2 separate regions of the Homo sapiens genome follow, and region 2 is linked to region 1. A link is an interaction called in ENCODE POLR2A ChIA-PET data of the cell type or tissue named here. Cell type or tissue: Panc1. All regions are shown on one strand.

What was found. ChIA-PET counts read pairs that join two places held together with the same protein. Peaks named below come from ENCODE experiments on the same cell type or tissue, not always from the same donor. Only the 100,000 strongest peaks of a DNase experiment are listed, where the experiment ranks them.
Region 2: POLR2A ChIA-PET joins it to region 1 with 6 read pairs; 4 of 35 experiments call an interaction of 5 or more read pairs at or near these places.

What each region holds. Positions count from the first base shown.
Region 1 is chr1:100,194,454-100,199,453 of GRCh38, forward strand. DBT (dihydrolipoamide branched chain transacylase E2) reads right to left here. Exons shown (of 11, transcript NM_001918.5): 11 at 1-1,969. The coding sequence ends at 1,802. It also overlaps the pseudogene RPL23AP90. Among named protein-coding and RNA genes, the nearest start is that of LRRC39, 19 kb to the left of the region's middle. In Panc1, no CTCF peak of the experiment used is centred here; no DNase peak of the experiment used is centred here.
Region 2 is chr1:100,446,501-100,451,500 of GRCh38, forward strand. The region is part of intron 7 of CDC14A (cell division cycle 14A); the gene reads left to right. Among named protein-coding and RNA genes, the nearest start is that of GPR88, 89 kb to the right of the region's middle. In Panc1, no CTCF peak of the experiment used is centred here; a DNase peak (open chromatin) is centred at 2,101.

The DNA.
Region 1 (5,000 bases):
CAGCCTCCCAAGTAGCTGGGACTACAGGCGTGTGCCACCAGGCCCAGGTAATTTTTTGTATTTTTACAAAACTGTAGAGATGGGGTTTCACCATGTTGGCCAGGGTGGTCTCGAACTCCTGACCTCAGGTGATCTGGCCACCTCGGCCTCCCAAAGTGCTGGGATTACAGGCGTGAGCCACCAGGCTAATTTTAAAAATAATGTTTTTTGAGATGGGATCTCACTATGTTGCCCAGGCTGGTCTCAAACTCCTGGCCTCAAGTGATCCTCCTGCTTCAGCCTCCCCTATAACTGGGATTACAGTTACAAGTCATCACACCTGGCTGATTTATTCTTTCCTGATTTTAAAATTATTTCCATTTTGAGAAAAACCAAGTAGATATTAAAACAACCTTTTTTCTGTCACAAAACTTCACTTAAACAACTAATTTTGGCATACAGTTTTCAACTGGACAATATTAGAAACAACATGGATTTCCGAATGCAAATTGAAATGTTGGATACATTCATCTCGTTGCTATTTCTGATTAAAGTAGACCTTTAACAAAATGATCATTATGAAACCTTCATTTCTATACAAAATTTCTTATTTTTTATATCCATAATTACTATTAGACTCTTCCTTCTCCTCTTATTTACATTCTTACCCAGGATATGGAGAATGGAATAGACCTTAATTTCTTATCCTATTTTTTAGCTGAAGACCAAAAAAGTTAAAAGGAAGTAGACTTCTCAAATTTTTTTTAAAAAAAGAAATGTCAGTGGCTGCTACATTTAAAGTACCTTCCTTACATGAGGGAAGTTTGCAAAGGTGAAGGTCTTCCCCAAGAAAATACCAAAGCATTACCACAAATCTAAAACTATATCCATTTTAAACAAACACCTTTAATAGACTGGTTATAAAACTATAATTGGACAATTTTAAGGCCAGTTTATACTTTTCCCTTTTCAAAGACATTAATTAATATAAATAAGACACTATCAGATGATATTCTCTATACAGAGCAAGAATATACTCTTGGATATCTCAAAAGAGAAGTATAATTGCACTTATTTCATACAACAATTAGCATAATAACGGAAATGGAAAATATTTTTGTATATAAATTCCATTTCTTAATTAAGTAAAATTAAAGTTTCATTAAGAGTCAGTTAAAAAAAATAGGGCATATACTGTCTGTATATGGCTACCTGTCTTTTAGTAACATGAATTTTGTTTTTTTGTTTTTGAGATGGCGTCTTGCTCTGTCGCCCAGGCTGGAGTGCAATAGCACGATCTCAGCTCACTGCAACCTCCACCTCCCAGGTTCAAGCGATTCTCCTGCCTCAGCCTCCCAAGTAGCTGGGATTATAGGTACCCACCACCACACCCGGCTAATTTTTGTATTTTTAGTAGAGGCCAGGTTTCACCATGTTGGCCAGGCTGGTCTCAAACTTCTAACCTCAGGTGATCCGCCCACCTGGGCCTCCCAAAGTGCTGGGATTACAGGCGTGAGCCACCATGCCCGGCCTAATTTTGTTAATCTTGCCAGTTTCAAGCCATTGACACAAAAACATCAGCACCATATTAAGAAGTCACACTCTGACCTATAAAATGTGACAGCCCCAGGAGAACCATTACACCATTATTCATTTTCAGTAAAAAGTCTAATAGAACAGTGACAAATATTGTGCCTTAGATCCTTAATCATACGATACAAATCATTTACAATATAAATTGTAAAGATGAACATGTGCTGGCACAGCTAGGGTTTACATACTCTTTGGAAGCTCAAAAAGTTCAAGAATGTCTTATCAGTCTTCATTTCAGATCTAGTAGCATAAAAGCTGGGTTTTCTAAATAGGATTTCCACAAATTGGAGAAGCGTGACATTGTAGCACCATCAATAACTCTGTGATCAGCTGACCAGCTCACATTCATTATCTGTGCCTTATATACTTCTCCTTTCTGGTTAAATCGGGGAATGGCCTAGAAATGAAAAAAAAAAAAAAAAAAAAAAAAAAAAGAACAAAGAGTAAACCTTCACTTGTTCAGAGCTCAAGCTCTAACAATGGTGTAAGATCAGGCAAACCCTTCTTCCTGTACAGTACAGAAAAAAATGGGCATCCCCAATGACTTTTGAAAATGCTGATTCCTACTCTTCCCATCTTTGAGTATATGCCTGGAGCTTACAGAAGTTCTCCAAGGTACTTCCTATCCCTTGTACAATTCCCATACCTACATTCATTAACTTTCATCTCAGATTTCAAATATTTAATAATTATTTACTGTATACCCACTATGTGCCAAGTATTCTTCTAGGCTCTGGGGAGAGACAGACAATTAAATAAGGCTTCCTCACTGAAGGCAGTGAGGAAACAAGCCATTATCAAGTTCCCCTGACCACTGAGTTGGCCAGGAAGAAGACAGGACAACAACATGCTTGTGTTCTTTGTGGATATTAAAGCTAGTAAGCACCACATCAAACAGGCTGGAAGCTCTATGACACTGATGCGGCCAAGGTCAACACCTTGATCAGGCCCGGAGAGAGGAAGGCATATATTCCATTAGCTCCTGATTACAATGCTTTGGATATTGCCAACAAAATTGGGATCATCTAAAATGAACCCAGCTAATTCTAAATATATATCTTTTCACTATCAAAAAAAATGTAGACAAAATATAAGCCCCAACTTATTATTAGATTCAATAGACATAAAATCATGCTGTCAAACTGCTATAAAAGTTTCTAAGCTCTACTCTCTTTTTCTATACTGATCTCCTCATGGCTGGGATACAACAGTCACAGCCAGATGTGGATCCTTGAGCACACTGAGTAGCATCTGTGTAAAGCCATGTAGGCCACTGCAACTACTTGTCTTTGATTCTATGTGAGATGAGAAGCCCTTCAAAGTGTCTGAGCAGATTGGCCATTCACTGAAAGAGGACGACTTTAGGAGGAGCAGGTCTGATGGTGGGGGGCAGTGAGGAAAGGAGCAGGAGCTCAGTTTTAGACATGTTAAAATTCAAGATGCCTTTATACATCCAAGCAAGATATAAGAGTAAGTTCAAAAGTGAGGTCCAGTCTAGAGATATAAACCTGGGAGTCATCAGTGTATAAATGGTATTGAAAGATCAGATAAAGAAAAGCGGTGAGAACTGAATCCTGGGGTGCTTCCATGTGCAGAGATTAGGAACATTAGGAGGTATGGGTAAAGGAGACTTAGAGGGAATAGGCAGTGACATAGGAGGAAAACCAAAATGGCCAGGTATTCTGCAAGTCAATATTAAGAAAGTTTTCCAAAGAGGTTGGATTGATCAGTCATCTCAAGGTCAACTAGTAGGTCAAGGAAAACGAATACTGAGAATTGAGTAACATGGAAGACTTAATGACTTAAACAATTTAGCAAGAAGGAATTAAAATTCTATAATGAAAACAAAATAGCAAAGGAAAGATGACACAAAGGGAGAAAGGAATTAAATACTATTTGTCCCTACCCCACAAATATTATTTTAAGGGAATAAGATTTCTACTCTAAGAACTACACTTCATGGCTTGAAAAAACCATGGATAAAATGATTCTGTAAAATATATCTATTGAACAGATATTTATAAATCAAATATTCATTTGTTCATAACACCATTATGCACAAGAGCCAAAAAATGGAAAAATCCAAATATTCATTGATGGATGAATGTATAAACAAAACATGGCATACATTTATATACAACAGTATACTATTTACCCTTAAAAATTAATGAAATTCTGATACATGCTACATGAATGAACCTTGAGCCAGATACAAAAGGACAAATACTGTATGATTCCACTTACATGAGGTACCTAGAATAGTCCAATTAATTCACAGAGACAGAAAATAGAATGGTGGTTACCAAAGGCTGGGGAAATGGAGAGATTACTCAGTAAGTGCAGAGTTTCAGTTTGGGATAATGAAAAAGTTCTGGAGACAGATGGTGGTGATGGTGGCAAACAATGTAAATGTACTTAATGCCACTGAACAATGTACTTAAAAATGGTTTAAATGGTCAATTTATGTTTATATATTTTACCACAATTATATACATATACACATATAATTCAGAAGAAGATAATCTCTTTAAGGAAAGAGAACACAAAATTTTGTCAAACAGGTATAATGGTTTGGAAACTGCAGGAAGCCAGAATTTTGTGAGAATCAAATGTTGAATTCTTGTTGGAAAAGAGAATGAGTGATAGAGAGAAGTTATAACTCAGAGAACTGATTTGGAAATAGTGACATACTGTGTCTTTTTGTTTTTTCTCCCTATCTCCTCTGCTTGCCAGAAGGGAAAGTGGATGCCAGGAAGGGGGAATGACTTAGATGCTAATTTACTATCTGCTAGAAAGCAAATCAAAGGCTGAAGGAAAGAATTTGTGAGGGTTCCAACACGCAAGGAATAAACTCATGAGGACAAGTCCCAGAGATGTTCAACATGGAAGCATTATAAGTGTAGAAAAGAAAGGCTCTTCTTAAAACACACTCTTCTTAATGTAGTGACAATGACATTTAATAAACATGGTATTGAAGTGGTATCCAGGAGCTTATTTGCCTCAGTGGTCCTCAACCCTGAATTAATAGGGGGTACCCAAGTCCCATCCCCCAAAATTCCAATTCAGCTGGTAGAGGGGGAGCTTGGCCATAATTTTTTTCAAGCTCCCGTATGATTCTAACATGTAGCCAGGGTGAAGAATCACTGCAACCCTTATTCTAAGTCAGTGTCTTCTAAACCATGGTCACCGATCACCTTTTTGCACTCATTTGGGTTCCTGTTCAAAATTTAAGTTCGGAGGGTTCTGCCCCTAAGGTAAAGAAATCTGCGCTTTTAACTAACACTCCCAGTGATTCCTGAGCAAAGAATGCTCTAAATGAGTCTCACTTTGTTTAAAATAACATTTTCAATTGGTTTTCTATTATTCTTTGGTATAATGAAATAAAGATATTTTGATAGAAGTAGATTGGCTATATTTGTGATTATTCA
Region 2 (5,000 bases), 250 kb after region 1:
TAGAAATGTGAAAGTCATATCATGAAATTAGTTTTAACAATACATTTTACTTGTTGTAAATATGTTGTTTACATATTTAGTAATATACCTAAAATAGCATTTAACATGTAAGCAATACAAAAATTATTAATGATGTATGTATTTTGCATTTTTTTTTGAATTAAGCCTCAGAAACCCAGTGTGTAGTTTATTTATTTTATTTATTGTGTTTTTTTGAGAGAGGGTCTCGCTCTGTCACCCAGGCTGGAGTGCAGTGGTGCAACCTAGGCTCACTGTAGCCTTGACCCTCTGGGCTCAAGCCATCCTCCCACCTCAGCCTCCAGAGTAGCTGGGACCACAGGTGTGTGCCACCTTGCCCTGCTAATTTTTGTATTTTTTTGTAGAGATGGGGTTTCGCCATGTTGCCCAGGTTGGTCTCAAACTCCTGGACTCAAGCAATCCGCCCACCTTGTCTTTCCAAAGTCCTGGGATTGCAAGTGTGAGCCACTACGCCTGGCCTCCAGTGTGCAGTTTATACTATAGCATATCTTAATTTAGACTAGCCATATTTCAAGTGCATAGTAGCCACATGTAGCTAGAGTATGGATTCTGTAAGGACAGGCTAGCCAATGTACTGTCATAGTCCATCAGTGTGACATGAAGCCTAGGTTATATCTCCTTGCTTCATGTGATCTGTGGTTCACATGAGAGTTAATTTCAAAGCCCTGTTCTATTTAGAAAGCTCGAGGTGAGATACCTCAGGCTCTTGCTTTATTTTCATGTGACTTAAAAATGGCCCATTGTATTAAGTATTGATAAACAACACCAGGTGTTGGCTTCCGTCTTGGAAAAGTATCTTCCAAAATGTGGTCTTTCCAGGTCCTTTAGCAAGCTGTTGTGGAACTGTACAGTTCCTTACATTTGCCCCGATCAGACATGAAATTTGGGCAGCTATGCTGGGAAGGTCCACAAAAGTAACTGTGAGATGGTGGTCCAAAACCTTCCTCTAGGAATCAGTGTCAAAACATTTGTACTTCTCCAACAGCTTCTTAAGGTATTCTCAAAGAATATGTACCTTGAGAACCTTGAGAACTTTTACTCCTTTGAAATCTAGCCATTTCAAATCTAGTTCAGAAAAATGAAAGTTGACCTTTTGTCCTAGGGAAAAATAATGAAGATGATAGAGCTTGAACATTCAATTAAATTAGGTAGCTGTAGGTATGTGAGGAACTATGCTCTTCAGTAGTAAAGTTAGTGGTGAATGCTAGTGTAGGCTGATACTCTGCTTGTAAGACCTGGAAGTGGCACCCATATACAGAGTCTACCTTCAGTCAGCTTTCTTCTGTTTTTTTGGGGGGTAGCTGTCCTTACCAAACAAGATGTTGCCCAAACACCAGTGATCATTCATGATGCTACTGTTAAGCAGTTATTATTTATCAGAGAGAATTTGAAGTTATGTCTCTAGTTTGTTATTTTGCTTGTCCCCAAGGGCTTTCCGCTATTTACCAAAAGGCTTGCCATGGTTTGATGATGGAAGTGTGATGCGGTAGCAGTGTCCTGTTCTTAGTTGGGTTTGGGGGAAGAAATGCAGAGAAATGGTGCTTCAGTGGCAACATCGGAGGTTCCTCATCACTGTGGCTTACATTTATTACCCCATTCAAAATTCAGCCCATGCAATTTCAAGGAGTCTCCTTAAATATCTATTTGGGGATTAGGTGGAGATAAAAGTTGAAAAATGACTTCAAAACTGAGAAAGTACTTTGACTTTTTTTCTTTGAGCTATTTTCTAGCTGCCATTATCTGCCCCCTGCCATAACTCATTCCTTTTTTGGGTGTGAAAAACAAAATTATGAGAATATTTTCCAGAATATCAAGCTATTGTGGCCTTGATCCTATACTTTTAAATGTGAACAAACCCAGGCCACTTCTTTACCATTGTCTTGATAGAAGTTAGAGCCACATTTGGCCTGCAGGCCTGATGACAGAGGCACCTGTTACTGCCTTGACAACAGTCACCGCACAGGGCTTCCTTTTGTTTTTTCATCATGGCATATGGAGAAAATGATAATATTTGCTCAACACCCTGTGATGATAGCTCATAGCTGTTGGCAAGTGGCCTGGGGACTCTGGCTGCTCCAGTCTGCCCAGGCAGCTCCATTCTGGTCACACTGGCTAGGAAGCTTTGTTTTACAGAAATAATGATGTGCAGATGAACATTTCTTATTTGAAAGTCAAGTAGCCACACCATGCTCCTTATGGCCTCATTCTCATAGCTTTTCAGTTCATTTGTTGAACAGATATTAAATGCCTCATGTTTGCTCCATATATTTGCTAGGCCCAATGTTTCTTTTTCTTTTTTTGTTTTTTAGGAGGCTACCAGTAATATCATCTCTCCATGTGTAGGGTTAAAGCCTTTGCTCTTGTCACCTGGTACCATAGAATCCATGTATTCTTGTGCCTCATTCTGCAGAAGTTGCCATATTTGAGTCTTGCTTCAAGCCCCTACTTTTATGCTTATCAATTTAGTTGTGATACAAAATTTCTCACTGATCCATGACAGGCTGAAATGTGGACTATTTTGTTCCTGAGATATTCAAGCAATTCACAGGTTATCATTATTGCTATCTTCACCTAAAGGGTGCTCTTTTGGGGAAAGACCATTTCTATTCTAGAAAGTGATTTCACATTATTTTAGCCACATTACAATGTAGCGCATCTGGGAACTGTTTGTGAAAAAGCATGGGTTCATTCTGGATGCCTGGGATTGAGTCTTTCTTGGATCTTGGGCCTCTTCGATCAAGACTTCACATTACTATCAGGGTGTAGGTTTTAAAAATTAAGTCTGATTATATCATTCCCCTGTTTTATCATTTCCCCTTCATGGGCTCCACACTGACTAAAGGTGTGGAGGAAATGCAGACTCCTTACTACAGCACAGAAGGCCCTTCTTGACATGGGCTTGTCCTTCCTCTCCACCCTTGTCCTTTTCCACTCCCTCCCCATACCCAAATCCACGCAGCTTACCCGGTGGCGGCTTCTGAGCTTTTGCACATGCTCTTGCTCCCTCCTCCTGCCTGTCAGCTCTTCTTTCTGGTCCACTGTATTTACATGGTTGACTGTTAAGTCCTTCTCAACCCCATGGAAGCTCTTCTCATGTAGCCTTGTGTGGTACTCTGTTTACACATCTGTGTCTTTCCTGTATCTGCGGGTACTTTTGGGCAGCAACTTTGTCTTATTCTTCTTTGTTTGAATAAGTAACCTACTAGCACAGTACACTCATAGTGGGCAGTCATTATTTGTGGAATGAAAGAACTAATGAGTAAATGTGTGAATAATACTAAAAACAGGAGTATAGCACATTTCAAGATATTTTATATGATCTGTTTTCAGTGGAAAGTGCCTAAAACATGTTGATTAAGAATCCATTCTGATTTTGCAGTAATATTCCAAGGGACAAATTTACCATGGTAGACAACTTCTTCAAATGATGTTTCTTTTATCAGCAGCCAATCTATGCTGCAAGAGTGAGGTTTTTTTTTTTTGTTTCTAAGTCAGTTATTTACAACACAGATTGCTAGATGTTTTAATCTAAGACCAGTTCTGTATGGAACATCAATTTAGTTTAATATGTGAGTGGGGACCTATCTCCAGGTTGACTCTGTCATCCTTCACTGCATAAGTAAATTTTCAGATTGACCAGGTGGTGTAGAGTCCTAACAATTGCTCTTTAGCACCTACCTTGAGAAATAGTAAAGTTTGTTAGGCCTCCTGTCTCTCAGCAAGTCACATTGGGTCAAGAGCAGGAGTCAATATTGTTGAACACTGAAGTTATGATGCTTCAAGACTTTGTTTGGATTAGAATTTGTACAGCAAACTAAAATGTAATCTGGATGCTGCTTGGTCTGCCTTCTTTACATGTTGGTGGATTATGGAACTGGAAATAATGGGACTGCCATAGGACTGGGGTCAAGCAGTCCTCAGAATGCAAGTATGTGGGCATGTCCTCACCACCTGGAGCAGTTATGGAAGTACGCCTCCTGTGGCAATTTGAATATTGGAAGAACTATTAGAAGAAGCATTCTCCTGGAGCTGTCTGGTAGTGTTCATTACACCACTCCAAAGCCTCAAGTTTAAGGAAGCAAAATTACTTCCTGGCCACCGCAACTGCAAAAGTGAGGGGACCCAGTGTTTCCGTATCTGTTACACCCATTGCTGGTTCAAAGCTCACGTTGGTTAAGTCTATAAAATGTTTTGAGACTTACCCTGACCTAAACAATTCCCCATGGCTTTTTTTTCTTCCTCTTTAATGATTGTTTGGTATCTTTTCCTTCTTTAATCTCCAAACTTCTTAAGAGAGCAGTCTCGACTCTAATTATGGTCTGGCCTCTACTGAAACTGTTCCTGCTAACACAAGCGTTCGTAAAACCAAGTGGCCATGCTTGTTCTTCTTCCTACTTGGTTTATTCTATGGTCGCTCTCTAATTCGCATTCCTTCCCTGATTTATAATGTGCTGTCTTTTGGATTTCTCCTCCCTCCATGGCTAGCCATCTTTCTCAGCCTCCCTCTCAAATCCTTTCTCTTCCTTTGCCCACCCTGATTTGCTGGGGTTCTTGAGGACCTCATGATTTCTGGTTATACACACTTTGTATGATTAAGTGCATCCAGTTCCAAGTTTCAACAACTATGTTTGTGCTGCTGACTCCAAATCATCTTTGCGTCTTGAACATTGGAGTGGCATCTGCAAATGTGCACTGGATTTTTGCACCCTGCTGTTGTACCAGCAGAGGTGTTCACTGATCTGGACTTTTGGAATGGGCCTCCACATGTTTTCCAACCCCACTGTCTCCCTGCTGTAGCTGATGCTAGCAGAGGTGAAGCAGTCATCCACATGGGACACTCCTCTTTTGCTCCACCACACCGTCTCCCTCAAAAGCAAGTCTAAATTAATAATCTAGAGTTTGATTATTATTTAAAGCCAGATGGCATGTCAACTTAAACCAAATAATTCAAATATTTACTT